Regions from separate parts of the Homo sapiens genome. Here region 1 is linked to region 2. A link is an interaction called in ENCODE POLR2A ChIA-PET data of the cell type or tissue named here. Cell type or tissue: MCF 10A. All regions are shown on one strand. Links, peaks and the distances in the headings refer to the core of each region. The heading gives the core; the rest is flanking DNA. Region 1 overlaps ZBTB7B (zinc finger and BTB domain containing 7B). Region 2 holds the start of PYGO2 (pygopus family PHD finger 2).

Region 1 (10,259 bases), core at 5,260-10,259, 56 kb after region 2:
ACACTAGGCTGGGGGGGAGGGGGTGGGCACAGGGCAGACCCTGGCACCTTGTGCGGTCTCCTCAGGCCCTAAGGGGAGCTGGCACTGTCCAGGCAGACCCTGCTGAGAATCCTGATGGCCAGAGTCTGTCCAAGTGGACAATTGCCTGGTCCAGGGTGGGCACCCTCCGGGGAAAGTCCAGCAGCTCCAGGGCTGGAAACTCTGACGGGCAGAGAGGCACAGGTTGTCCCCCCACCCCCACCCCACATCCGCTCTCGCTGCAAACCCCCCTCCACCACTCATTCTCCCCAACTGGCTCCCAAATTGTGGTCCCCTGCTTCATCCAAAAGTGGGGTGTGGGTGCCCTAAACTCAACCATCTTTTGGCAAGACCAGGCATTGGAAGGCAGGCCTGGTCCCTGATTTAATTCCTCTGCGGCTCTCCACCCCTCATATGCCTGGGAAGAAGGGAATGGATGGTTGGAGCAGGGGGCCAATGGAGAAAGTGGAGAAGTTTGAGCAAGAGAGAACCAAGGGGAAGAGAAAGGAGAGGCAGGGACAGTTCCTGGGAGGAGGCCTAGGGACACTGATGGGGTGGAGAGGATGCGGAGTTCAGGGAGGGCTGAAGGAAGGAAAGCAAAGGGTGGACTTGTGGAGGGAAGACAAGGGTCGGAGGAGGCAATGAGGGGACAGAACCAGGAGGCCAAGAGAGGGGCAAGAGTGAGGGCTGGATGATGGCAGGGAATACCCAAAGGTGGCGGCGCTAAGGCTGAGAGAGTTGCCCCCATTCCTTCCTCCGCCATCTTTTATCTTCCTCATATTTCCCTTGATGGGGACTAAGGGGCTATGGGCAAGGGCTGGTGTCATGGAAAGAAAATGTAGGGAAGCATTAAGGTCTCCCTCATTTCAGGAGCCCCAGAACCAGGACTGGGGGATTTGGAGCTGGGCAGAGACTTAACCCCCACAGCACCGGGAAGCAGCCAACTCCCCTCGCCTCCTTCCCCCTTCGTGGCTTGCGGTCTCTCTTCCCCGCCTCGGCCCCCAGGAAGTGTGAGTGCTGGGGGTGGTGAGGTTAGGAGGGGGAAGCGTCATATGGGGGATGGGGAAGGCATGCACAAGCTTGGAGGGGCTGGGGTGGGGAGAGAAGGGCTCCATAAATGTCAGAGCATCCCTGGGCAGAGAACCTCTTCTTTGAAGCCCTTCTAGTCCTCATGTGAGAAGAGGCTCAGCCCCTTTACCTTCCCTCCCCAACTGGGCAATCCAGATGGCTGCAGCTCCTGGGCCCCAGAGGCCCTGGGAAGCGGTGGGGGAAGCTGGAGAACAAGGATTCCTGGGTCCCTTAGGACTTTGGACTGGCTGTCCAATTTCCCCACCCCCCTGGTCCAGACGCAGGCCAAAGCCATGGCTTCGTGCAAACTTAGCTCCAAAAAAACAGGAAGAGAACCTGAGGCTGGAGTTGGGGTGGGGGGGTGGAGGGAGAAAGGAGACAGAAGTAAGGGGGAGGGGTGGCCAGCCAAGGCACCAGGAGCGTTGGGAAGAGCCTCAGGTCTCTCCATCATCCCTGGCAGGAAGATGTTACAGCCTGGTCCTCATCCTCCCTCACCCCAAGCTGCTGCTCCTGGAGAAGCCTGGCCAGGCCCCTCTCAGGCTCCCTGGCAGAGCCTAGAGGTAGGGGCCTTGGAACCTGGGGAGGGGGGGCTCTGCGTGCCTGTGTCCCAGGCCCATATCTATTTTCTCTGCTGCTAATCCTGGTTCCGCCTGCTGCCCCCCACACTAAGCCTCACTCCCCTAATCCCCAGGGTGGGGGAAAGGGGGGTCAGCTTTACTCAGCTGCCCTGTTCAGGGCCTGCTATCCCTGCCCTTCGGCTGGCTCAAGCCAGCAGTGTTGGCCTTCGTGGCCCCCAGCCCTGCACTGGACCCTGCCTGAGGTCAGCACCCGGAAAGAGTTCCCATCTCCCTTTTCTTTCCAAGACCAGGCCAGTGGCCTCCACCTTTTGGTTTCTTGGTGCTGGACATACCCTGCCAGGTGCCCTTGAGCACTGAAGGGTAGGTGATAGGCACTCCCACCTTTACCCCCTCCCAACTTTCTCACCCTGAAGTCTTCCCCCAACCAAGGACAGGGCAGGCTTGACTCAGGGCCCAGTTTCAAGAGAGCTGCCCACCGGCTTGGCCGGTCTAGCAGGCCTGACAGTGAGGGGAGCCTGGGGGGGTGGCGGGAAAGAGGGGAGTGATGGGGTGGGGCCCCCAGTTCTTCCCCCTACCAGGCAAACAGACCAAACAGACCTTGCCCGGTTCCCTGGCACAGCTGCACCCCCAACCACCACACACACCCATGCCCACAAGGTCTTAGCAAGAGGGGGCATGCCAGATTGGGTGGGGATGGGCCGCCTTCATGGGGCGTCAGGGGACTGGGCCCTCTGGGATGCAGAGGTGGGAAAGGTGCCCAAGGTAGGGTGGGCACCCTGGCACCAGTGCCCTGCCCTGGCAGAAAGAAGGGGGAGGCCTTTGCCCCACCCATCCCTCCCAGATGATGGGTCTAGGAGGGCCCCTTGGCCTGGTTGGCACCACCATAGCTCCAGGTGGCACCTATATTGGCATGGGTGTTAGAGCCCTGGGTAAGGGTTAGGGGAGTTTCCCAGAAGCTAGAGAAGCTTATGAACACCCTCTCCTTCCCACACATGTCCTCTGCCTCTCCCCCTCTTTCATTGCTACCTCTTGGCCATGGGCATTGGATTTGGGCCTAAGGAGTTAAACACCCACCCTTGCCCAATCCCTGTGTGAGTTGCGTGGTGAACGAGCCTGAGCCTGTGACCTGACAGTGAGGTCAGCCAATCAGCGCCCCCACCACACCAAGTTGCCACGGAGACCGGCCCTGGGGTGGGAGAAAGGAGGCGGGTTTAGCAGCGGGAATGGGTGGGGTGGGCAGGGAAGGAGGGAGAGGGATGGGGTGAGCCACGTGCCTGCCAGTGCCCAGCTCCCAGCCAATGGACAGCGAGGACAGCCCCACCCATCCCCCTTAGGAGGGACAGGATCCACTTGGGCCCAGGAGGGTGCCTACTGCTGCTTAAGTAGCTGCAGCCACTGTTGCTGCTGCTCCTCCTGCTGCTGCTGCTGCCCACCTGGTTTTTGTTTGTTCCCAAGTCTGGGGGCCATTTGCCACTTGTACCATTTGTAAAGTACAGGCAGGAGGATTAAAGGGAGCAGGGAGAGCTCCCAGATGGCTTGGTTCCTAGGGAGAGAAGTGGTTTGCGGACTTACGGTGGGAACAGGTGAGCTATCTAAGGGTGCCTAGAGGTGGCTTACAAGCAAAGAAGGACATGCGGGTGCTGCTCACCCAAGGTTTCTGTGCAGGAGCCCTGGCCTTGCAATGAAGAGGGCAGGCAGGGAGGCAGACACAGAGAATGCACTTCTTGTGTCCTAAAGAGGAAATTTGTGGCTTGACTCCCCCATTCACCCCCCCACCCAAAAAAAAAAAAAACCTTTCCCCATCAATGGCCAGGTCTGAACAGCTGCTGGAGTGGCAGAGGGGACACTGACAAAATGTCAGTGGGACTTGCCTTAGGGATCATCTGGGCCAGTCTTTAATATTACATATGAGGAACAGGCTTCCTCAGGAAAGGAAGTGACTTGTCCAAAGTCATGTAGCTAGTAGTAGCTTGGTTCCCTCAGGGTGATTTGAGGGAGGGAGGCAGACCTGTCCCCAAGTAGTTTTCTTAACAGAGGCCATCTGTATAGTGGAATCTGACCCCAGGCTAGGCCAAGGCCAGAACATTTATCGAATCCCTACTGCATATCAGGCATTGTGCCATATTTGGTCTCATTTAACCCTCACCACAACCCTAGGAGTCAGGTGGAATTATCCTATGTTACAGATGAGGAAGGCGGCTCAGAGATTAAATCACTTGTTTAAGGTCATGGAGCTAACTGGTGGCAGAGACAGGATTCAAACTCAAGCCTGGCTGACTCCAGAGCCCAGTTCTTTCCAAGCCCCAGCACTGTCTCCAGTTGCTCCAGACCCACAAAATGTCAGGGCTGAAGGTCTGAGCCATTGGGGCCACTACTTCCACCCCCTCCTTGCACAGCTGAGGAAATGGAAGCACAGAGAGAAATGACTTTCCCAAGGTCATTCAGCAAGACAGTAGCAGAGCCAGGATTTAAAGCAGGTCTCACCCCCTTCCAGGCCCCAACCCCTGCCGACACCTCTGCCAGCCTTGGTGCTCTGCACCCACCTCCTGGCTGCTCTGCACCCACCTCCTGTGGCTGGGCCTTGGAGGGTAAAGGATAGAGAGCAGGACCAAGGCCTTCTGGAGACGGGGCTCTCCTGGAATAGGGAGGGAGGGGTGGCAGTAGCTGAGGGGGAGGTGGGGGGTGGGACTGGAACTTGGCCTATTGGCAGTGGGGGAGGGGGCGGGGGCGATGCTTATCTGTGCGGGGCAGGAAGCACCCGCGCCAGCCAGTGACACCCCAGCAAAGGGTGGCTGCTCCTTGGCCCCATGGGGGAGGGGAGGATGTGGGGGGAGGGATGCTGGGAGCTGTGTTTCCCGTTTGGCCTGGAGAAGTGGGGGATCTAGAAGGGGAGATGAACTTTTGGTAGCCAGGGGAGGGGCAAGAGGAGGAAGAGGATGATGCTTGGAAGCTGCCTTCTCTTGTTTGCATATGTTTTACAGTGTCCTAACCGCTTTGGAGAGCGATAACTTGAGTTAAAGCACCTGTCTGTGCCTGGCCTCCAGCAGATCTTGGTCCAGTGTGAGTCTGAACTCTCTCATTGGCCTCTCCCCAGGTTATGAGGAGGTTCATTACAAAGACTGTTACCTCACTTTTCAAATGACTGAGGCCAGCTGCCAGTACCACCCCCGGTCCTTCAGCCAATTCTTTATGAAGCCTGAACCGGGACCCAGGCATCCTATCTCCCAGTCCACTGCTCCTTCCAAAGAGATGGGGAATGGGGCAGGTGACATAGATGGACCTCCATGAAAGGGCCAGAAAGGCAGGGCTCCTGCTGCCACAGAGGCAGAGTAGAATAGTATAGTGGTTAGGAACAAGGACCGGGCCCACTCCCTGAGTTTGAACACTGTTCTGCACTTAACTTGGAAAATCACTTCACCTGTCTGAACCTCAGTTTCCTTGTCTGTGAAACAGATGATGATCATACTTCAGAGGGTTCTGGAAGATGAAATGAGTGTAAAGTACTCAGAAGGGTGACTGGCATGCAGTCATCCCTCAATAAGTATTGGCTAAAGTTGGTCCTCTTTCCCCAGACCCCTGTGGGCTGAGCGCTCTTAATCTCCCCTCTACTTGACTCTGCAGGAGAAGATGGGGAGCCCCGAGGATGACCTGATTGGGATTCCATTCCCGGACCACAGCAGTGAGCTCCTGAGCTGCCTCAATGAGCAGCGCCAGCTGGGCCACCTATGTGACCTCACCATCCGGACGCAGGGCCTTGAATACCGCACCCACAGGGCTGTGCTAGCTGCCTGTAGCCACTACTTCAAGAAGCTTTTCACTGAGGGCGGTGGCGGAGCTGTCATGGGGGCCGGGGGTAGCGGGACGGCCACTGGGGGAGCAGGGGCCGGTGTGTGTGAGCTGGACTTTGTAGGGCCAGAGGCACTAGGCGCCCTCCTTGAATTTGCCTATACAGCCACACTGACCACCAGCAGCGCCAACATGCCAGCTGTGCTCCAGGCTGCCCGCCTGCTGGAGATCCCGTGTGTCATCGCTGCTTGCATGGAGATTCTGCAGGGCAGTGGGCTAGAAGCTCCCAGCCCGGACGAGGATGACTGTGAGCGAGCCCGCCAGTATCTGGAGGCCTTTGCCACAGCCACGGCCTCTGGAGTTCCCAATGGTGAAGACAGTCCTCCACAGGTGCCCCTCCCACCACCTCCGCCACCGCCACCTCGGCCTGTTGCCCGCCGCAGCCGCAAGCCCCGGAAAGCTTTCCTGCAAACCAAGGGGGCCAGAGCAAACCACCTAGTCCCTGAGGTGCCCACAGTGCCCGCCCATCCCTTGACCTATGAGGAGGAGGAGGTGGCGGGCAGAGTGGGCAGCAGTGGGGGCAGTGGGCCGGGGGACAGCTACAGCCCTCCCACAGGAACTGCCTCCCCTCCTGAGGGTCCCCAGAGCTACGAACCCTATGAGGGTGAGGAAGAAGAAGAGGAGCTGGTATATCCCCCAGCCTATGGGCTGGCGCAGGGTGGCGGGCCCCCGCTGTCCCCAGAGGAGCTGGGCTCAGATGAGGATGCCATCGATCCTGACCTGATGGCCTACCTAAGCTCCCTGCACCAGGACAACCTGGCACCAGGCCTGGACAGCCAAGACAAGCTGGTGCGCAAACGCCGCTCCCAGATGCCTCAGGAGTGCCCTGTCTGCCACAAGATCATCCATGGGGCAGGCAAACTGCCTCGCCACATGAGGACCCACACAGGCGAGAAGCCCTTTGCCTGCGAGGTCTGCGGTGTTCGATTCACCAGGTGAGCAGCAAGGGGGGAAGGGCCCGGCAGGGGCCATGGGTAGGGGACAGGGTGGGAGGAGATGGGGAAGAAGTTAGGAGACCCGAGGTGGTGGTAGGTGGTCCTGGAGGGACTGGGGCATGGGTGGGTTACTGGAGTGAGGAGAGCAGAAGAAAACAAGCCAGCAGGGGGTGGATCTGGAGCATGGAGGATTCGGTGCCCAGGAGGGCAGTGCTGGAAGCAGAGGAGTGGATAATGACAAGGCCTAGTTAAGCTAGAGGTGAGCTAGCAGGGTATCTCCTGGGGCAATAGTGGGGTAACAAATGGTGAGGAACAGGGATGGGACAAGGCCAGGGTGGGATGACCAGGAGGAGCCAGGGATCCCATCCTGAACACCTCCCTGCCCCTCACCCCTGCCTGTGCCAGGAACGACAAGCTGAAGATCCACATGCGGAAGCACACGGGAGAGCGCCCCTACTCATGCCCGCACTGCCCAGCCCGCTTCCTGCACAGCTACGACCTCAAGAACCACATGCACCTGCACACAGGGGACCGGCCCTATGAGTGCCACCTGTGCCACAAGGCTTTCGCCAAGGAGGACCACCTGCAGCGCCACCTCAAAGGCCAGAACTGCCTGGAGGTGCGCACCCGACGGCGCCGCAAGGACGATGCACCACCCCACTACCCACCACCCTCTACCGCTGCTGCATCCCCCGCTGGCCTCGACCTCTCCAATGGCCACCTGGACACCTTCCGCCTCTCTCTAGCTCGATTCTGGGAGCAGTCAGCCCCCACTGGGCCCCCGGTCTCTACCCCAGGGCCCCCTGATGACGATGAGGAGGAAGGGGCACCCACCACACCCCAGGCTGAAGGTGCCATGGAGTCCTCTTAAAGAGGGACGAGGGCCAGACTGAAGCAGCACAAGGCCGGGGACACCCATGCCAAGCAGTGGGAGCACGCAGGACAGACACAGCAGGGGTCTGGGGCACGGAGCCTTGCTGGCATCAGCATCAGCCCTTCCTCCCAGAGCCCTCATTCCAATTCCAAGCTAAGAAGGTATTGGGGCAGAGGCTCCCCAAATTGGGGTGATCCCCCAAGGAGTGATACATATATTGTGTATATATTTACAGCTGTATTGTAAAAGTGGGGTCCCTGTCCCCAGCTGCTCCTGGGGAGTAGAAGCAATAATGTATTTCTAATTTGTGGGTCCCACTTCGGCTATGCGGGTTTCTAGGGGGTGGGGGCTTGGGACCAAAGCCTTGCCCCGCCCCTATGCCCCTTGGGGGTTTTGGCTGTGTAAGGGGGTGAAGGACTGCCCCTCCCTTTCGAGACCCCTCCTTCCTGGTTTCTGTTCCTTTTTCCTGGCAGTGAATTATGCAAAGGGGGCCGGCAAAGGAAGGGTAGGTGGGGGAAAGCCAGGTGGAAGCTTGAAAGACTGGGGGACTGGGCCTGTAAGGAAGGAGCCATCCCAGTCCCCCTCCGCCCTGCTCCCGGCGCTGAGTCATGGGGTCGTGGAGAAGGGGGCGGGGTGGCCTGATTGGCTCGCCTGCCCCTGGGGGCAGTAGAGGGGCCCCGCCCAGCTAGGGGAGCCGCTCCGTTCCACTCCCCTCCCTAGCCCTCCCTCCCCACGGCCCTGGGCAGGGAATGTCTTGTTCCCGCCGCTCCCTCCCCGGGGCCAGAGGGCAGGGCGGGCCGGGCGGCGTCCTACCCTCTTCTCCTCCTCCCCATCTCCTCCCCGCCCAGGTGCGAGCCGGAGCCGCCGCCACCGCTGCCGCCCCTGACTCACGCCGCCCCCGGGCTGGCGCAGCGAAGGGTGTGGGACAGGGTAAGGGGTTGGAAGAGCCTTGTGGAGAGCGGGCGAGCCGGCGCCATCTGGCGGCCATGCTCTGAGTGGGCGAGCGCCCCCCGCGGCCACTGGAGCGAGCTGTCTTCACGCTCCTCATCCACCCCAGCTGGTGAGCGGCGCCCCCTTGCCAAGGCAGTGGGCACAGAACTTCTCGCTTGGCCGCAGGGGAAGGGGCTGCGGACCTGTGGGAAAGTGATCCCCTTCCCAGATCCTTGCCAGCCGGGCTTCCTGTCAGGCAGGGGAGAATAATCCCCACTCTGCTCTTAGGATTGAATCCACCCCCATTCTGTACATAGCCTCTTCTGTTGGTCTTGTTGAAATCTAGTTTCAGATTTTTAACTACCCAATTCTGCTGGGGGTGGGGGACACCCCCCCTTCCTCGCTGGGTGCTGGACCCCTTTTGCAGCCTGGGCTCTGCCTTGCACTATTTCCCCTTCCTGGCCTGACGGCTCCTCCCCCTCCTTAAAAGGGGCAGGTTCAGGGGCCCGGTGCTCTTCCTCCCTTCCATGCACCCCCATGCCCATTTGCACAGCTGCCCAGGTACCCCTAACAGTGGGGAGGGGTCACAGGGAGGGGGTAGCGGGACCAGTCCCTGTTATCTATTTAAAAAGTGATGATGTAATATATTGGGGTGGCGGGGAGATCGGGTTGTCCTGGGCCTCATCTTAGCATTTCAGGTGATGGGGGGAGCCCAGGGCTGGGGAGACCTGGGGCCCAGCCCCAGAAAGTGGGGACAATGTGGCCTCCCTTCTCCCTACTTTCGGCTTTCCCAGTCAGTGCCTTAGGGGGAGAGGCACTCCCCCCCTCCTATTCCCTTCCCCCCACCCCAACTCCCCCACCTCGGGTGTAAGCGACAGGAAGAAATAATAATAATTTAAGATTCACACTTGTGTCCACTTTTGGTTTATTTGGGGGGTGGGTGGGAAGGATCAGGAAGAGAGGGAGGTGAGAGAGGGACTGAGGGTTCTGAAGCTGGAGTGGGGGCTCCTTTAGTGGCGGAGGATGTCTCAGGTGGTCTGTGGGGCTCAGGGCTGGTGAGAATGCTGACAGGCTGATGGGCTTCAGGTAAGGGCTGCTGCCCGTGCTTCCTCTGCTGAGGCCCCTTCTCCTCATCCAGGTCACTAGTGAGGAGAGGAAGGGGGTGGCCGGATCACCCACCTTCTGTCTTCACAGGTGCATCCCTGCCCCCTGCCCTGCCCCATCTGTTCAGATCCAGCTCCTGTTCTTTCTGAGCAACTCCTGCTCTCTCAGGCCCACGAGGCGTACCAGCCCATGGCTGTAGATATTTTCTGATTTTAGGCTGATGCTGGGGGGTGGGCAGTGACTTGCCTGAGGCCACATGGCTAGGAAGGGCAGAATCACTAGTGACCTCAGTAGTCACACCTGCTCAAGGCTCAAGCTGTCCCCTCTGCTGACCCAGCTTATCCTTTCACTGGGCCCTCTAGAACCTCTGAAAAGAAAGCTTTGCTTCCCCTTCAACCTCTTGACTCATCATGACCTCTACCGCCCCATTCACACTGGAATGTGCCCACTGGACAGTTTTCTTTGCAGTCCTCCCAAGAGGAGGCAGCTTAACCTTCTCAAACCCAGCTGGCCCGTAGTGTTTTTTTGCAAAGCCCCTGGCTGCCATGATAGCTGTACCACCAGTGCTGTGGCTGTCTCCTCAGGCCTGCCAGACACCTGCCACATCTGTTTAAGATGCCGGCTCTGGACTCCTGCTGTTTGTATGGTCCTGCAACCTCGTCGCTAGAGGACCCACCCAATTCTCTGGCCTCTCAATCCCTAACCTCCTTGGTTCTATTGACCGTCATCTCTGTTCCCACTCAGACGTCTTCCTCAGCCTTGGCCTTTCACTGGATTCATTCCAGAGTTCTTCCCTGGCCATGGCCCCCTCTCTGAGTCCCTCCTGTTCAGCCAGCTCTCCCTCCTGGCCACTGCCCCTGCTCTAACACGTCATCAAGACAGAGACCCTGGGCTGCCCCCAGGGGC
Region 2 (5,000 bases), core at 1-5,000:
TGGAGTGCCCCCACCCCGCCCACTGCTGTTCGGGGGGAAACTGGGCTGGTTCCCATTAACAGCAGCAGCCGGGGAGCCTGAGTGGGGCTCCTGGGGAAAAGCAGTAGAAGCAGGTGGATTCAAGGGCTTCCCCCCATCCTCACCACCAGGGCCAGGAAAGCCAGGGTCCGGACCAGGAAAGGGACTTGTGTTAGGCGGCAGGCTGGGGAGCCCCTGACCAGGTCTCTGGAGAGGAGAAGGGCCAAAAGGAGCCCCTGGCTGAGCAAATCGTTGGGACAGAGAAGGTGGGCCCAGCTCTGCTCTGGGAGGCTGTCCCATGGTGGGTGAGATCATGGGACCAAATCCCCCCACTGGGCCCGGCATCATCTGCCCACTGGGAGGACTAAAGTTTTGACCCAGAGGCTGGTTGAAGGGTTGGCTGGGAAAGTTCATGTTGCCTGGGGGTGGGTAGCCAGGACCCTGGGGGGGCATGTTGAAAGCAGGGCCCATAGGATTGGGAGGGAAGGGGGGTGGCTGTCGACGGAGTGGCTGGGGGCCCCCTCCACCTCCAGTGCTGTAGCCTGGGGGTACCTGGCCCGCCATGCCCCCCTGCACACGGAAGCCTCCGAAGGGCACAGGACTGCCAAGGAATGGAGGGGCTGCAACCCCCACTTTGGGGGCTCCGAAGTCATCTTCAAAAGGGTTGGATGCAACCAGGTGATCCACCATGGGAGTTGGGGGTGGTGCAAACTCCGTCAGATGTGAGTATGCAGGGCCCTAGTGAGAAACAGTTGAGGGAAAGAGGGTCATGGAGGGAAACACAGAGCTAAACCAAGAGAGCACTACCAACACAATACACATTTTGGAGGCTGATACTGTGGGCAGCTCAGGTCTAAAATCAATATGGACCACAGGCCAGGTGCGGTGGCTCACGCCTGTAATCCCAGCACTTTGGGAGGCCAAGGCGGGCAGATCACGAGGTCAGGAGATCGAGATCATCCTGGCTAACACGGTGAAACCCCGTCTCTACTAAAAATACAAAAAAATTAGCCGGGCGTGGTGGTGGGCGCCTGTAGTCCCAGCTACTCGGGAGGCTGAAGCAGGAGAATGGCGTGAACCCAGGAGGCGGAGCTTGCAGTGAGCCAAGACCATACCACTGCACTCCAGCCTGGGCAACAGAGCAAGACTCCGTCTCAAAAAAAAAAAAAAAAAAATGGACCACAGGCCAGGCACAGTGGGTCACACCTGTAATGCTAACATTTTGGGAAGCCGAGGCAGGAGGATCCCTTGAGCCCATGAGTTTGAGTAGTAACACAGCAAGTCTCTGTTACTACAAAAAAAAAAAAAGAAAAGAAAAGAAAAGAAAAAAGAAAAAAAAAAAGACAAGAAAAAGAGGGTGGAGAGTGGAACCAACATAGTGCAGTAACTATGTTTTAAAAACAGGCAGAACTAGGATGGAATCCCAGCTCTGACCCTGAAAAACAACCTCAAGACTGTGGAGCATGTATTTAACATTTTTAACCCCCAGATTTCTCATCTGTAAAATAGGGATAATGCCTATCTCCCCAAACTGTTAAAGCATGTTAGCGCAATCCCTGGCACTAAAAAAAGGATCAGTAAGTGGTAGGTGTTACGTTATCATCAGGAGGAAACCAGGACAGGAAACATGGAGGAGACTGGAACCCTGCGTGGTAAGAACTTTGGTCGAATCATCTCTTAGGAGAGGATACTTTCCCCTAAACTTGTTATAAGGTTCAGCGAAAGAACAAGAAGCAAAGCAAGAAAGACAGTTTTCTCTCTCCTCCCTGCAGCTGATACAAGATACAAACAGATACTGGAATGGCAGAGTAGACAGTGTGCCGCCAAGGGGCTGCTGGGAACCAAACCCACCACCAACCACCATTCACCTGAGTATTTGACTTCCTTCGCTTCTTTTCTGGACTCTTCATTTGCAGACCTGGAAGAGCGGCAAAAGGAAGACGCAGACAAGTTTCCCTGAGGTTTCCCCAACCTCTTTTCTCTCAGCCATGCTCTGAGGAACTCCTTTAACGTCAATACATACTTGCTTATTTATTCAACAAATGCTAACAAGGGGTGCAATATGAAAAATAGATTGTGAAGATGATCATACTCTCAGCTACGTCTTCCTTTAAATGAAAGATATCCCATCTTTCGATATCCTCAAGCTCCAAGTGAGTACTGAATTCCATGTGGCTCCAAACCCTAGAGTCCTCAATGTGTGACACCTGCCCCCAACCCCTGGAGGATTACACCCACCCATCCTTTTCACCTGAGCCTCCCTTCAAGCCTTCAGACTGTGAAACACCCCCCGCCCACCATCCCTCCCCTCTGAGGTTCCCAAGTCCTGGGCCTCTTCAGCCCCCGCCCCTCGCAGCGCGCTCACCGGCCTTGCCCTGCTTCCTCCCGGTGCTGGGCGGCGCAGGGGGCGGTGCGGGGCCGCCACCTCCCTCCAGCTTGTCCGGTGGGGGCGGCGCCGAGGCGGCCATGGAGTGGGGGACCCGGGTTAGCGGCAGCGGCGGGGGATGGAGGCGCCCTTGGGCTGCACCATCGCCCAGAAGGGGTGTCAGGGGCAGCCCAGGCCCCCGAGCTGCAGCAACCACAAAGTGCGACGACAGGGAAGCGCCGAGCCGCCGCGCAAACTGCGCGCTCTCTCCAGACTCGCCGCCCGCCAGCGGCGGCAGCAACCGGAACCGGAACTCGTCGCGGCCACCACCACTGAGCGCTGCGGGGAGGGGGAGCAAGGACCGGACGAGACGCTACGCCTGAAAACAGGCGGCGGGCGAGGGACGAGGCTTACCACGGCACCACGCGAGTGGAAAGGGTCGTCTCCGCTAGCGGCGGCCCACACCAGCTCACCGAGGGGCGGCAGCGCGCGGCCCGGCTGCCGGACCGTACCATCCCGGGCGGTGGAGCCGCCGCGGAGGGGCGCGCGCGAGCCGAAGGCGCACCCGGGAGGCCCAGGTAGCCCGGGGGCCGGTGCTGGGGCGCCGGGCAGGCCCGGCTCCCGCCTCGACCCACCCGGAGCCAGCCCCCTCTGCGGACACGACATCCCCATGGGGACGGTGGCGCGAAACGCCCCACTCTGCCGCACCCAAACTCTGCAGACCCCCAGCTTCCCTGGGCGGCCGCGACCTCCCGCCTCCCCGTCTGCCGCTGAGGGCCCGCGGCGTACACAATAGGCTTCCCAGAAGGGTTAAGAGGCAGAGGTAGAAGAAATACGGACTTTAATGAAGAGTTTTCCCTTTGGTATAAGTGAGACCCGTGGAAACATCCAAACAGCAAAAGGAGGCCAGGATGAAAACGGTCAACTCTCCCTTATCCACAAGGCCAAAAGAGGGGGGGCCGGCTTGCTGTGGTGTGGCCACCCCGGGCCTAGGCTGGGCCGGGCCTGTAGAAGGTACTCAGGAACTGCAGGTTTTGCGTTTCCCCTCCATGAAACTGACAGGCATTCGGGCTGACTTCTGCCTCTCAGTCTCGCGGTAAGAGACCCAAGTTTTTCTAGTCCTAGATGGAAATAAATTTCATCTGCCTCAGGTCTCTGGTATAAAAGGTGCGATCCCAGTTACCTCACAGGCCTAGGCGAGGAAAATGCCAAGAGCTGTAAAAGGGCTTGGAAAAGTCAAAAAGGTGATGTATAAATGTAATAATTGATTATCATTTTGTGCTCAAGAATAAGCAATGGAAAAGAAAATAGGAAAGTAAGTCTACAGCCCTAAAATATATGCATATAAAACTTTAAAAGAATGCAGTTCCAACTCTACAGATGGTATGTGGGGATTGTCTACTGCTTTATAGTCTCAATGCCCCTTTTCTCACCTCCACAAAATCCACCTGGGAGAGTTAACTGTACAAGAGGCCCAAATTCAGTCACCCCCACCCCGCCCTCCCAGAAAGGGAGGCAGGGCAGAGGCTTCAGGAGGAAGGGCTGCACTTTGGCGTAGAGTACATAGGCATGCAACATGGGAGGGCAGGCCTTATGAAATGTATATACAGACCCCTTGGGGTGAGGGGCCCCGGCCAGGAGGCACTGAGCAAGGGAGGGGTCCATCTCCCGCCTGGCCGGGAGTGGGGCTCTGGGGCAATCTCTAAGGGTTGCATATCCCCAGGGAGAGGGGACAGCTGCCACTCCTGCCTCTGTTATCCCAACCCAAACCGGAGAGGGTGCTCAGCAAGAACACAGGTCCCAGAAGCCAAGAAGGTGTTGGCATCCCTGTCATTGAATTCAGGGGTCCAAGAACTGTTTGCATAAAATATCATTAGACCTAAGAGATGGTCAAAGGCACAAAGTTTAAACATGGGGGGGGCGGGTGTTGAGAGGGGTCTGGGATACCCTGAAGCCCAGAGGTGTGATTTGTTCCCCCTTGCCCAGAAGGGTGACTGTTCCACTGGGCCTGTCACCACAGGACATTTTCCATGACAAGCACTCACCTTCTTGGGGAAGGGGCATCAGGTTGGCACAGGAAAGGCCCAGGTGAGGGGCCACTCTGTACATTAATACTTTGGTGATTAATGTTTGGGGAGAGGCAGGATTCTCACCCAGGCTTTTGACTCAAACCCTCTCACTCAGCTGGATATGAAACCCAGAGTCCATGCTACTCCCAGCTCTGACACAAGGCCAAGCCCACAGAACACTCCCAAACGAGGTCCCGAGAGTTAGGGAATAGGGTGGAAAGGATTGGAGGGCATCTTCTGGAAGAGAGCGCTAGGGCAGATCACAGTTTCCGCTCCACAGGTTGCTGTAGACACAGTTCGCTGCCCGCAGAGATGATGGGCAAGTGATTGTCCATGTGGTAGCTGATAAGGTGACTGACACTTTCAAAGCGGTGATCCTTAGTCCGAACCTGGGAGGGTGGGAAGGAAGAAGGTCAATTCAGGTGAAGAGTCAAATAAGACCTCAGCCTCCAAGGTGGAAGAGGGTGAAACAGACAAGAGGCTTGAAGGAGGAGAAAAAAATGGTGGGGGAGAGTGTGGCCTGTCAATCCTGATCATTGAGGCTTCTC

The links. Peaks named below come from ENCODE experiments on the same cell type or tissue, not always from the same donor. Only the 100,000 strongest peaks of a DNase experiment are listed, where the experiment ranks them.
Region 1: POLR2A ChIA-PET joins it to region 2 with 45 read pairs; 31 of 35 experiments call an interaction of 5 or more read pairs at or near these places.

What each region holds. Positions count from the first base shown.
Region 1 is chr1:155,009,370-155,019,628 of GRCh38, forward strand. It overlaps ZBTB7B (zinc finger and BTB domain containing 7B), which reads left to right. Exons shown (of 3, transcript NM_001256455.2): 2 at 5,286-6,445; 3 at 6,851-9,154. The coding sequence starts at 5,292. The coding sequence ends at 7,316. DCST2 (DC-STAMP domain containing 2) reads right to left here. Exons shown (of 15, transcript NM_144622.3): 15 at 9,158-9,391. The coding sequence ends at 9,175. Among named protein-coding and RNA genes, the nearest start is that of ZBTB7B, 12 kb to the left of the region's middle. RefSeq lists enhancers at 537-1,286, 2,786-3,533, 7,906-8,050, a silencer at 7,947-8,416 and a cis regulatory region at 7,978. In MCF 10A, for the core only: a CTCF peak has its summit at 8,334 (motif pointing left); a DNase peak (open chromatin) is centred at 8,052.
Region 2 is chr1:154,959,091-154,964,090 of GRCh38, forward strand. It overlaps PYGO2 (pygopus family PHD finger 2), which reads right to left and starts at 2,692. Exons shown (of 3, transcript NM_138300.4): 1 at 2,384-2,692; 2 at 1,887-1,936; 3 at 1-756. The coding sequence starts at 2,486. SHC1 (SHC adaptor protein 1) reads right to left here. Exons shown (of 12, transcript NM_001130040.2): 12 at 3,208-4,841. The coding sequence ends at 4,713. PYGO2-AS1 (PYGO2 and SHC1 antisense RNA 1) reads left to right here and starts at 2,448. Exons shown (of 1, transcript NR_171036.1): 1 at 2,448-3,533. RefSeq lists enhancers at 195-694, 2,299-3,039, 3,040-3,779 and silencers at 2,238-2,697, 2,748-3,157. In MCF 10A, for the core only: a CTCF peak has its summit at 2,913; DNase peaks (open chromatin) are centred at 2,441 and 2,711.